Regions from separate parts of the Homo sapiens genome. Here region 2 is linked to region 1. Evidence: chromatin loops called from intact Hi-C (ENCODE). Cell type or tissue: heart left ventricle. All regions are shown on one strand. Links, peaks and the distances in the headings refer to the core of each region. The heading gives the core; the rest is flanking DNA.

What was found. Peaks named below come from ENCODE experiments on the same cell type or tissue, not always from the same donor. Only the 100,000 strongest peaks of a DNase experiment are listed, where the experiment ranks them.
Region 2: a loop joins it to region 1, with 2.2 times the contacts of the local background. A loop is called at or near these places in 16 of 110 quality-filtered maps.

The regions. Positions count from the first base shown.
Region 1 is chr9:72,590,296-72,596,862 of GRCh38, reverse strand. All of the region lies in intron 2 of TMC1 (transmembrane channel like 1), which reads right to left. Among named protein-coding and RNA genes, the nearest start is that of TMC1, 72 kb to the right of the region's middle. RefSeq lists an enhancer at 4,142-4,201. In heart left ventricle, for the core only: a CTCF peak has its summit at 3,927 (motif pointing right); no DNase peak of the experiment used is centred there.
Region 2 is chr9:72,461,607-72,468,173 of GRCh38, reverse strand. No RefSeq gene overlaps it. Among named protein-coding and RNA genes, the nearest start is that of TMC1, 57 kb to the left of the region's middle. In heart left ventricle, for the core only: no CTCF peak of the experiment used is centred there; no DNase peak of the experiment used is centred there; H3K4me3 peaks cover 641 bases; H3K27ac peaks cover 544 bases.

The DNA.
Region 1 (6,567 bases), core at 1,120-6,119:
TTTTTCTTTGTTCTTTTTCCCTTCTTTTTTCTTTCTTTAGTTAGCTATGTGTTTTCTTCCAGGGGGAATGAAAGCTTTTAACATTCAAATACCATGGAGGCCTGCTGATACACTCTTAACTGCTATAAGAAGCCCAAAGCAACTATGTTACATACATGGTACTCTTGGTTTTCACGAAGAACGGTATGTACAATTCCTTATCAGGCATCATCTGCTATAGACTTACACTAAGAGGCTTTGACCAACTTTTTTCGTGGATGAGAAAGCAAGTACTTTCAATTGTTCTTTTTCTATTTCTGTCTTTTTTTTTTTTTTTTTTTTTTACAATTGAAACTGTGAACTGATAGTCCCAATTGTTGAAGTCATTATTTCTGTTCATCAAATGCTTCCCATTCCTCTTTCCTGAGCACATGGTGGGGCTGCATATGGCTTTGTGGTGAGTGGGACAACATGATTAGTTCTGGCCATGGATTTAACAGTAGAAATAAGATGTATTGCTCCAAGACTGGAACACTGAATTGTTCAAGAAAAACCTTCCAGAGCCATTGTTCCCTTGGCCCTAGTGACCAGCACCTTTTTCTGTGTGTGCTCCATTAAACTGGGTCCTGCAGAGAAGGTGATACAGATGGGCAGACAGTAAGAGCAAGAAATAAATCTTTGTTGTCTTAAGCTACTAGAGTTGAGAGTTGGCTGGGCGCGGTGGCTCACGCCTGTAATCCCAGCACTTTGGGAGGCTGAGGCGGGCAAATCACGAGGTCAGGAGTTCAAGACCAGCCTGGTCAATATGGTGAAACCCTGTCTTTACTAAAAATACAAAAATTAGCCGGGCGTGGTGGCATGCGCCTGTAGTCCCAGCTACTTGGGAGGCTGAGGCGGAAGAATCGCTTGAACCCAGGAGGCAGAGGTTGCAGTGAGCCGAGATCACGCCACTGCACTCCAGCCTGGGCGACAGAGCAAGATTCTGTCTCAAAAAGAAAAAAAAAAAAAAAAGAAACCCCATCTCTACTAAAAATACGAAAATTAGCCAGCGTGGTGGTGCATGCCTGTAATCCCAGCTACTCAGGAAGCTCAAGCAGGAGAATCACTTGAGCCCAGGAGGCGGAAGTTGCAGTGAGCCAAGACTGTACCACTGCACTCCAGCCTGGGCAACAGAGCAAGATTCAGTCTAAAAAAAAAAAAAAAAAAAAAAGTTGAGAGTTGCTTGTTACCACAATGTAAACTAGTTTACCCCATTGATGTAAAACCTGTGACAGAAAGGAAAACAACCTCAGGATGAAGCCAACCCCATAGATAGCAGAATGGAAAAAGTAAACAGCGTTCTGGCCATCACTGAGCCACTGGATCAACCCTCATCTGCAGGCCACTCTAATGCTAGACTTAGTAATTATGTAAGGAATAAATTCCCTCATAATTAAATCCACTTGAATCAAGAGCACCTGAACTGATACAGTGATTATGTTCCATGTTATGTGACTCCCCCACCAACAGTGGCTGTATCTTAGTGAAATAAGAGAGGGCACTAGACCTTAGAGCAAACAATATGTAGGCTGGTCGGGGTCTATGAAGTAGCCATACACAGAAGTTCTGTCTAGTGAGGACACCAGATACAGGGAAGTAACTGACCAAAATTAATACCATTTGGCTTCAAATCCTTCAGTAAGTCTATCGGTAGCAGCAGTTGAATCAGAAGCAGAGGAGGCCAGGCATGTTGGCTCACACCTGTAATTCCAGCATTTTGGGAGGCTGAGGTGGGCAGATCACCTGAGGTCAGGAGTTCGAGACTAGCCTGGTCAACATAAAGAAACCCCGTCTCTACTAAAAATACAAAAATTAGCTGGGCGTGGTGGCACACACCTCTAGTACCACCTACTCGGAAGGCTGAGGCAGAAGAATCACTTGAACCTGGGAGGCGGAGCTTGCAGTGAGCCAAGATTGCGCCACTGCACTCAAGCCTGGGTGACAGAGTGAGACGCTGTCTCAAAAAAAAAAAAAAGAAGAAGAAGAAGCAGAGGAGAGCTGCACATTGTGAGGCAGGCAGGGAGAGAATTGGAGAGTATGTCTCTCTCCTTTTCGAATTGTAGCATGCCCCCCAAGTCATTTCAAAATTCCCCCAACATTCTAGGGGAAAATTCATGAGGAGAATATGAGAGAATATAAAATAGATGTGATAGAATATGAAATCAGTCACATAAATTGTGGGACATAGTCAAAGTTTGTGTTTTCTAATTCAAAGTTAAAAAGTCTGATTTCTTTCCCATTATCATAGCGAAACAGGCCATGTCACCCCAAAATTTGCTGATGTGGCATGTTGATTATTTTGAGCTAAAGTCACCTGAGAAACAGCAGATGCCGGAAAGGGCTATGTGATCTGCCCTCTTCTACCTGTCGTAAGCCAAAAAGATTTATTTAAGAAAGTTGCCCTCCCTGTACCAGAATAAGAAAATAACTCTTATCACCATTGACTGGGAGTTGATGCTGCAATGGAGCTGTACAAATAAACTTTCTAAACTATCCCTTATCTTCCTCTATCTTTACACCTCCCTAGTGAATTCCCACAATTTACTGCCACTGGCCCAAACCCCTTTGTCTTGTCAGCTCTTCATGAATTTATGGTTTCTCTGTCTAAAAGGTATTAGAGCTTTCTGCTTTGTCCATTTCTTCAGGTCTTCTGCTGTCTCATGAGGGTCTCCGCGTACATGTAAAAATCAATAAAACTCATATATTTTTCTCCTGTTAACCTGTCTTACAGTGATTTAATTCTTAGACCCAGGTGAAGATCCCAAGAGGTTAGGGAAGAATTTATCTTTCTCCCCAACAATAGAAATTAGAAACAAACTAACAAAGACAACAGCAGAATGATGAGTATACTCTCATACCTCTCCCCGTCATAGATGCAGCCCCTGCCCCTACCATCGCCATATTAGTAACACCATGCCTGGGCAGGAGAAGGGGGCCCTTTGATGGAAGAGCAACAAAGGAGGTCACTGACTGAGGGTCTGCACTTGCCACCAACGAGGCTGCAACACAACCAGCCAGAGATGAGCAATATCCAGTCAGTTCCAAAATACCCTTCAGTCTTTGAGAAGCCTAGGTTTTCGCCTGTTTCCATTTTTCTTTTCTTTTCCTTCTTCTTCTTCTTTTTTTTTTTTAAAATAGAAATGGGGGTCTTGGGGCTGGGCACGGGGGCTCATGCCTGTAATCCCAGCACTTTGGGAGGCCGAGGTGGGCAGATCACCTGAGATCGGGCGTTCAAGACCAGCCTGACCAACATGGAGAAACCACGTCTCTACTAAAAATACGAAATTAGCCAGGTGTGGTGGTGCATGCCTGTAATCCCAGCTACTCAGGAGGCCAAGGCAGGAGAATTTCTTGAACCCGGGAGGTTGTGGTGAGCTGAGATCATGCCATTGCGCTCCAGCCTGGGCAAAAGGAGCAACACTCTGTCTCAGAAAAGAAAAGAAAAAAAGAAAAGAAAAGAAAAGAAAAAAGAAAATGGGGATCTTACTATGTTGCCCAGGCTATTCTTAAACTCCTGGCTTCAAGCGATCCTTCCACCATGGCCTCCCAAAGGGCTGGGATTGCAGGCATGAGCCACCACACTCCGCCAGATTTTTGCCTGTTTCTGTTTTCTGAAATGCTGGTTTTGGGTGGAGATATCTAACTTCCTTATTCCATGTGTTCTTTCAATAAAACTTCTCTTAATTACAGTGACTTGAAGGTTTCTCTCCTCTTTGAAAACTGAACACTATTTTCAATAATTATCCAATTTTTCCAACCATTTCAAAAGAAATTCTATCTTCACTCTAAAGAATTTTACTCACATTTTTAACCTTAAAAAAAATGATTCTTTTCTCCCAGAGCAATACTGTTTTAACAGCCCTGAGCCTAGTCAAGATAATAGTTGTTGTATCACTTACTTCCAGCAGATGGCGCTATTGCTGGTTCACACACCCACTGTCCTAGGAAATTTAATCTCATTACTAAGTAAATACCAACAACTGCTTCACAAAGGTAACTGCTTCTCCCTCTTCCTGAGAACTCATCACAGTTTTAACAACCACCATCTCCCTAACTGACCCATTGGACATTTAACAGCTGTCTTTGACGGTTCCATAAGTGTAAGACATTGAGCATCTGATACCTAGGGATGTTCTCCAGTCACTGCAGGCAACTTAGAATCTAGCAGGAGAGGTGGCCATTTAGCAAATAATCCCACAGATACATAACCATGGCTTTGATTTGTGCTTCAGAAGGAAACACGCACACCTGCTTGCTAATGCCACACATGACCAAGCCTGAGAGGTGGGACCCAAAGGAGAAGTAGGGGGTAAATTCTGAAGGAGGAGGGAGAGGCAGCCTCCCAAGGAGAGCTCACAGCAAGGTGCTGAGGCTGGAGGATCACGGCACCTGAGTGGAACCAACAAAAAGAGGCCAGAGCTTTGACACCAATGATAAGAGTAAAAGAAAAGAGAACTGACTGATGCCATTGATAAGTTCCTGGCTTTAATGATCCCCAAGTTTATATCTGTAATGATCTTCCCTTCCAGGTTCCACATATATGTTCCTGCTTGATGTATCCTCTTAGCTGTTTCAAAGGTAACCCTCAAATATATGTGTAGCTTTGACTTCACCATCTTCTCAGGTCTGTAGGGCTGTCTCCTGAATGTCAATGAATAGTGAAACTCGTCATTTAGTTGTGAAATTCAGAAAACTGTAAGAGTCCTGGAGTTGTCCTTTACCCTGCTGATCAAATCCTGTTGATGTTATCTACCACATCAGATGGTTTTTTTGCTCGATCAGTGATCAGCAAAAGGGCTGTTCTGTGTATTGTATGATATTCACCAGCATCCCTGACCACTACCCACTAGATGCTAAGTGTGATCTCTAAACTAGCAACTAGCGCCTCCAGGTAATTTGTCAGAAATGCAAATTCTCAGGCCCCATCCACGACCTACTAAATCAATGATACCCAGATATCTGCATTTTAACAAGGTTTCCGTGCCAAGGTGCAGTGGCTATAATCCCAGCACTTTGGGAGGCCAAGGAGAGAGGCTTGCTTTAGCCCAGGAATTTGAGACCAGCCTGGGCAACAGAGTGAGACCCTGTCTCTATTAAAAACAAACAAACAAATAGCCATGGTGGTCCATGCCTGTAGTCCCAGCTACTCAGGAAGCTGAAGTGGCAGGATTGCTTGAGCCTAGGAGATGAAGGCTGATCAAGGTTGCAGTGAGCTATGATTATACCACTGCACTCTAGCCTACGCAACAGTGTGAGACCATCTCTAATAAATAAATAAGACTTCCAGGTGATACTCAAATCCACTACAGTTTGAGAACCACTGCTTCAGAAACCCACTGCCATGAACCTATTCCATCACTTCTTACCCGGGCTACTGCAATAGCCTTGTAATTATTCTTCTCCATATTCACACTTCCTTCTACAGTGAATCTCAATCCTGACACACTTTATAACCTACTGGGAGCCAACCTAAACTAATTAAATCAGGATCTCTGTGGGTGACACCAAGGCTTTGATATTGTTTAGAAGTTTCCTCTGGAAAGCCAAGGCCAGAACTACTACTCAATGCTAATCCATTCTGCCTTGCAGCCAGACTGATGTTTAAAGCTGCAAGTCTGGTCTTAAGTAGAGGTGCCACCTCTACTTAAAATTCACCTTGATATAGCCTCATTTCTTAACACCTACAGGGCAAACCAACAAGCAAGGGGCCTGTGTTTAAAGCCACGCACCCCTCCCATCTTCATCACACTGACCTTCTGTCTGTTCTCTGCAGGCTCCATGCTTTGTCCTGCCTTAGAGTCTTGCACCACTGTTTGCTCTCTTGGCCTAAACCACTCTGTCTTCCTCTTTTTGCCTAGGAATCCTCACTTATTCCGCGGATCTCAGTTTCTTCTTCCCTTCCCCAGGAAAGCCTTTCCCAACCTTCCCTCTTATACTAAGGGTAGGTAAGAGTGGGGTAGGGCCTGAGTTTGCCCAGAAAGTCCTGATTTATGCCTGTTGTTCCAGGACAATTAACACACCCTCTTACATGCTCAAAAATGTCCTGTTTGCAACAATAAATTATATAATGCCCTCACCTGTTAGATACTGTCACACACTTTCTCATATACCTCCCCTTTGTGACTCATCACAGGTGCCACTTTACATTTTTTTGGTGACTCTTGGATTCATGTCCATCTTCCTCACTGGACTGAAACAGTTTGACACACAGGAGGCACCCAACGAATATGTGTTGAATGAATGAACAACCTTTTGAGGTGAGCATTAATTAGTGTTCCCATTTTACAGAAGAGGAAACCGAGTCGAAAGAATTTTAAGTATTTGTGTGATTTGCCAAAATCACACAGTTAGGAAATGGTATGGCTGGAATTTGAACCTAGCTCTGGTGTTTTTCAAGATCATAACCATGAAGCTTGGAGAGAGCTCTTTCACTGCCTGATTCAGTGACTAAGATTCTACAATAGCCCAGGATTGAGCTTTGCTCAGTCCTTTTTAGAACTGAACTCAGCTTGAAAGCTACACAATTATTTCCTTTCCATTGAAATTGCA
Region 2 (6,567 bases), core at 502-5,501, 130 kb after region 1:
ATAAGCTGGCCTAGGTTCTCCGGCACTATGGATATGCTTTGATGAGGAGCTATGCCTGTTAATATGACAAACAATCTTATTGAGTTCCAGGCATAAAATGATAGGAGCAATCATAGCCAAGTATAACCCTATGGGGAGATTTCTCTACCTCCCTCCCCTCCACACTGATCCTGAGGAATTACTGCCAAACCATCGCAGTGACAGGATATCAGGAGGCTGTAAAGCCCTGTGAGTTTGGCTTCTTCAGTTTTCTCTCTGTGAGGCCCTTGGCAGCAAACTTGGCAATGTTTCCTCTCTGGACTGTCTACCAGGACTTTTTTTTTAAGAAGAGCTAAAAAAAATTTATAAAGGTTAAACATTGTGACATAGGTTTTCTTTATGTTTAGGTCATAACTAGAAAGGAAACTCTACACTTTGCAAAAGAGCAATTAACAATAGCACAAATTCTTATTCTATGCATCTTTGAGTAGCAGAGTGACCTGCAGGTGATAATTTAACTTGTATTGGAATTTTTGCTATATATTAAAAAGTCTCCTATCCATGGAGTGGATAACTTGTTAAAAAGGAATAAAAGCTATTCTACCCCCAACCCCAGGAAAGGGCAGTGGACCGAGTCTTGTGTTTCTAAAGCCCAAGCCCTTCTAATGGCCCTTTAAGTTTCACTGTGGGAAGAAAGAACAGAGGGTACCATTTCTATTTTAGAAGGATGAAGAAGGAAAGAAACCCAGACCTTGAGGAAATTCTAGAATTCAAAAAAGGAATAGTGATTGTCCTTTCTGAGACAGGGAGATACCTGGACGTGCTTTGGTTTGGTGAATGACAGTAGAGGGGCATGGCTGTGCAGAGGGTTCTGAACTGTCAGAGAGCAAGTTGTATTATGCTTTTATGCCACTCTCCTTCAAAGTCCATGCTACTCAGCAGCAAACTGTATAAGTTGACATGTTGCTAATCCCTGATGCCACAGGGCCAGAGGTACAATAGAAAATTTGTGACCCCAGCAGATCCCAGTGAAAGCAGCAGTGAACAGGGATTCACCAGGGCCCTTAGTCACTTGAGAATGGAACCTGGCACACTATGTGTGGGTGCACAAGTCCCTAGGAATCCAAATAACCCAGGCGAAGGGGTTGGGAGGTCAGGAGTGTGATCATGGAATTTCCTTAATTCTGCAGGTAGAGCCTAGAGCCATTTCCATTTTAATCTGAAAGTAAGAAATATGCCATGCAGTTCATCACAGAGTGCAAAACACCTCCTACTTGTTAAATAGTTGGTTCTCCCCCTCTTGTTTTTCTTTTTTGGCTTCTAACACACTAAGCACACATATTTATTATATAAACCATAATGTTCATAATTGGGGTTTCACAAATATGTTGGCATTTTTTTCATCAATTATTTATTCAGTCAGCATCTGATAAAGAGAAACAGACAAACTACTGGGGCCCACCTACCCTGGAGTAGGTACTTAACATAATGAAGTCAGTTAAATTCTGCATTTAAGACATTAACAGTGAGCTGTGGCAATACAGCATAGTGAAGGCCTAACCCAGGCAGGAGCTTCCTAAAAGAGGTAACATTTGACTTGAATCCTGTTGCATGGGAAAGAGTTTACTCTTTCTTTCATATCCATTCTTTCAGTGAAGACACCACCAGCCAATGCAAGTCTCTACCAGAAGCATATCTGTGAATTCCCCTTCCCCTTATTCAGACAGGCACCATCTCAATCTCATCTTTCCTAGCTCTTCAAAACTCTTTTGACCCCATTTATTTCAAGTGCCACATTAAGGTAAGAGTTTCAGCTGGGACTGGAATTTCTTACTCAAGGTAGCAACCCATTCATCACCTTTAGTTCTTCTATCTCTTCCCAATTTCATGTACCTGCCCCCACCTCCCACAGAGTTAACCAGCCAGATCCACAGTGATGGGTCTCTTGAGCGAAACAGAAGAATCAAACATTTGTAGGTAGAGAAAGGGATCTGATAGGAAATACTTGTAGGTCTGTCACATTCCTGGAACCCATTCATTCTACCCTTTTTTATTATGACTGCTAAACAGTCACAATTTAACTCAACCCATATTCATTGAATATTCCTGGTAGATACTTTGGGCAGTGAAAGATGAGAAAGCTGGGAGCTATTAGAGTATAGTGGCTTAGAACATAGGCTCTGAAGCCAGGTTTAGGTTTAAATTCTAGATTATCCAACCCAGAGACTCTCACGTTTCCCGCCAACCTCCTTCCTCCAAACCAAGAAGGATGGGTCACTACACCACTGTTTAGGAGCTGCTACTTCTAATGAGAATGTAGCATACTCCTAACAGTGAAAAAATATATTAAGAACTGCTAAGATGATTCACCTAAAAGGCCCAATACATGCCTGGCACATTGTAAGTATAAACAAATGACTGCTTTAGGTAAAGGAAATATAAATAGAAAATGTGGGTGTGTAGCTGCTTTTTCCTGTCTGGGATTTACTGGCTAGTATGAGTGTCGTACACATGTTATACTAGTTACACACATTTAAGACTCATGTCTTCTTCATCCTTATGCAAAAACACTTTACTACAATACCAGTTAATGATTTCTCATTTATAAAACTGTTCCAAGTCTTGTACATCTCAAAAAGTTAATTTTCCTCTATTTTTTCCTTCTAAATTCCCCCAAGCTATTAATTTTCAATATGAAGTTGCCATAATTAAACTTTTTCTTAAAGAAGAAATAAACCTCTTTAGTCATGAGAACAGAGCTCAGTCCACATCAGAGGCAGTTATTGTGAATTCCTCCCTAAATTATTCAAACTGAGCATATGTCCAATTCAAACTGCTTTCACTCAAAAATGAAATCCTTACAGGACGATAGAGAGTAAACATGAGAAGTATACCCCTGCTATTTTTTGCCTCCCCTACAAATTGTTTCCATCCGTGTCTGAAGTGCCAGTCTGTTTTCATGAATTTTAATTAAAACTGGCACCAGATTGCTGCTGGGGATAAGGGTTGGACTGGGAGGGAATGGAAGCATTTTGACATCTGCCGAACTCCGGATAAGCTGTGAGGTTTGCACTTGAGATTGGCTTCCTGAATGCAAGGAGGAAGCTAGTGAGAGACCAGACTTTCTGGCCGGTCTAGTAGCAGACATCAACCTCTGAGGTTTTCTCGATGGACAAATACAAAAGGCATAACTTCTGCAGTATGCTGAAATTGACGGAGAAAAAAGAGAACTGCTAGAATCAGATATGAACTTGATCTAATGAAGAAATCCTATGACGTAATGAAGAAGAATTGAAGAGAGCTTTCGCCAATGCCAGTGGTACTGTTAGAGACTATGGTTGTTCCCAGACAGGAAAAATCTTGAAGAGATGTGACCTTTGAGATGTGAAATTACGTATCTCTTTTGGCCAGAAAAGACATAGAGGAGGCATCTGATTTAGCAAAACTTGTAGTATGAAAGTTGCCTCTTTGCAGCTCAACAAATACCAAATACATTTACATTGTTGGGGCAGAATAGAATTTTTTCTTAAAAGAATTCACTTCTTGCCCTGACATAAAGTAAACAAAGTCAATATCATTAAAGTCAGTCCTCCCTTGACACCAGGAAAACTGTGCCATCCCCAAACATACCCAGCATCTGTGAAATCTGTAATCATACAATGATTTCCCCAGAACAAAAGCAAATAGACAGTAGCAAGGGTGTTAGTTAGCTAGATGGCTATGGAAGGTACTGCACAAAGCAAATTTAATCAATAATAGCTCTAGTATTTAAATAGCCAGAAATAAGGATAAACAATATGAATGTGGAAAATGTAAATATACAAGCAAGCATGTGCCAATATGAAATACGCATGGCTACAGAAGTGCATGTAGAGGAGTAATGGTGATTTGTGTCACTCTGCCCAGGCCTTCAGCAGGTCAAGGGGAGTTCAGTCAAAGGAAAGGTCAGGCAGCAATAAATCCAAGATATCCCAGTAGGAAGGTTGCATCCATACATCATTGTCTAAATCAGTGGCTTCTAAATTTTTTGACCTATCCACCTATAAGTAAAACAAAATTTAAGCATACACTTTCAATTTGTGTGTGTGTGTGTGTGTATATATATGCACACACATGTACTATACATAGTATATACATGTGTGTAGTATTATGTGATAGTATATGCATGTACTATTATACTAGCATATAATATAGATAAAAATATACAAAGAGACAATTTTTAAATTTTTATTTCAGGTTTGAGGATACATATAAAGGCTTGTTACATATATAAACACATGTCATGGGGGTTTATTGTACACATTATTTCATGACCCAGATATTAAGTCCAGTACCCAGTAGTTGTCGTTTCTGCTCCTCTCCTTCCTCCCACCCTCCCTCTCAAGTACACCCCAGTGTCTGTTGTTTCCTTCTTTGTGTTCATAGGTTTTTATCATTTAGCTCCCATTTATAAGTGAGAACATGTGATATTTGGTTTTCTGTTCCAAAATAGACATTTTTAAAGGATGAAATCAAGATAACCCAGTGGTTTGTTTTACTTCTATCTTATTAATTTACAAAGACATCTTTCTGTTTTCACTTTTAAAAATCATTAAGACTACTAAAATGTGTAAACAGTGTGATTTAATATACTTAATTATGTTTTAAAATCTTTGTGATTCAGTCTGGCATTATGTTTATTATTTCTGGATTTAATCTTAATGATTGTCATAACAAAAAAGTTAATTCCTAATGATACAAGGATGTGATAAAAAAAAAAGACCTCATTATCTTGCCTACTAAATCATGGTACTTATTTTTTAATGTAATCCTCCAATTATGCAAAAGTTTTTGTTTAAAGTTGACACAGTATTCAACTAGGGTGAGGCCTACAATGATAGAGGTAGTAAATCCATATTTCATAATTCTCTTGATCATTTCAAAATTCATTAGAATGTATAAATTCATCTTTTACCTCTTCTTTGGCTGCTGAATAACTAGTTCCATAGGATTAAGGGAACTTTCAACTCTGCCACTTTTTTCCATTATCAAGCAGTGCATTAATTATTATCTTCAATCTTAGACACTTTTGCAGGAATCTTTTATATCTATTTGTCTATTTTGTGAAGTCAGTAATGAAATCCCTAAATCCACTTAGCCAGGTATATGCAAACTTCAGTATGTGTTAACACAATGAAATCAAGCAAAAGAGAACTCTATAGCCAATTCTTTGGGGTTGGATTCACAGACTACTGCCAATCTGTGTATTAAATATTAGTAAAGCTTAATTTCTTCTCTCTACATATTAATGTAAAACCATAAATTATAATATCTTTCTCCACACATCAACGAATGGTCTTCTTCACACCCTGGTGAGCATGTCCTCCACTTGAATGTCTCTCCATAAAAAGCCTGTCTTCTTTCTCCCTGCAGAGTAGGTGAATGCGTGTTTTATGGCCCATGGATTAGTTCTGGGGGTGGAGTTACAGGTTAACAATTGCTTAACATTTCCCATGATTTTGGATTCTGAATTAATTTCTTCTGTGGAGAGTCCAACCAAGAAATATCATCATTCATTCATTCCATAGGTAATGTGCATGGCTGTGTTTCAATAAAACTTTATTTATGAAAATAGGTAGTCAGAAGGATTTGACTTGTGACCCAGAGTTTGCCAATTCCTCGTCTAGACAATTGGTTTACTTCCCCTATCTGATTTGACTATGGTGATATGGGTCTATGGAATTTTACTTATCTGACTCTTGAGTCATACTGTTTTCTTTTACTTGAATAAGTAAGAAAATTCAGAAAAGCTAGTCCGTTTCCTGATGCATATTTTTATACTTTACTTTTTCAGATACTCACTTTACCTTCTGTCCCCAGATGCACTGACAAAATGAGTTAATCCCTTATTTCTTTTTCTTTTTTGAGACAGAGTTTCACTCTTGTTGCCCGGGCTGGAGTGCAATGGCATGTTCTCGGCTCACTGCAACCTCTGCCTCCCGAGTTCAAGCAATTCTCCTCCCTCAGCCTCCCGAGTAGTTGGGATTATAGGCATGTGCCACCACACCCAGCTAATTTTGTATTTTTAGTAGAGATGGGGTTTCTCCATGTTGGTCAGGCTGGTCTCAAGCTCCTGACCTCAGGTGATCCACCTGCCTTGGCCTCCCAAAGTGCTGGGATTACAGGAATGAGCCTCTGTCCCCGGCCTAATCCTTTATTCCTTACAAAATTAATTTGACATAGAGTCAAAGGAATAACTTAAAGACATAACGTGGCCTGTGAAAGAACAAAAGTCTCCTTGACCAATATCTTCTGGCTGGAAACTTCAGGATGAATCTTGTTTGTTTTTGTAGGTGATAACATGTATGTCAAATACTACAGGGGCAGGAGAAGCAGAATATGGCTTTCAGAAAGAGAGTTAACTTCAACTGTAATAGGTAAAAAGCTACCTACTAATGACTACAATGTGCTACTGGCACATTGTATCATTCCCTTGTCGGTGTGTTCTAAGATATAGTCTACCTCAATTCTTATCCAGTGTTTCTCAAACTTGAGTGCCTATAGGCTTTACTTTGGAAGTAAGTTAAAATGCTGATTGTTTGTAGGTTT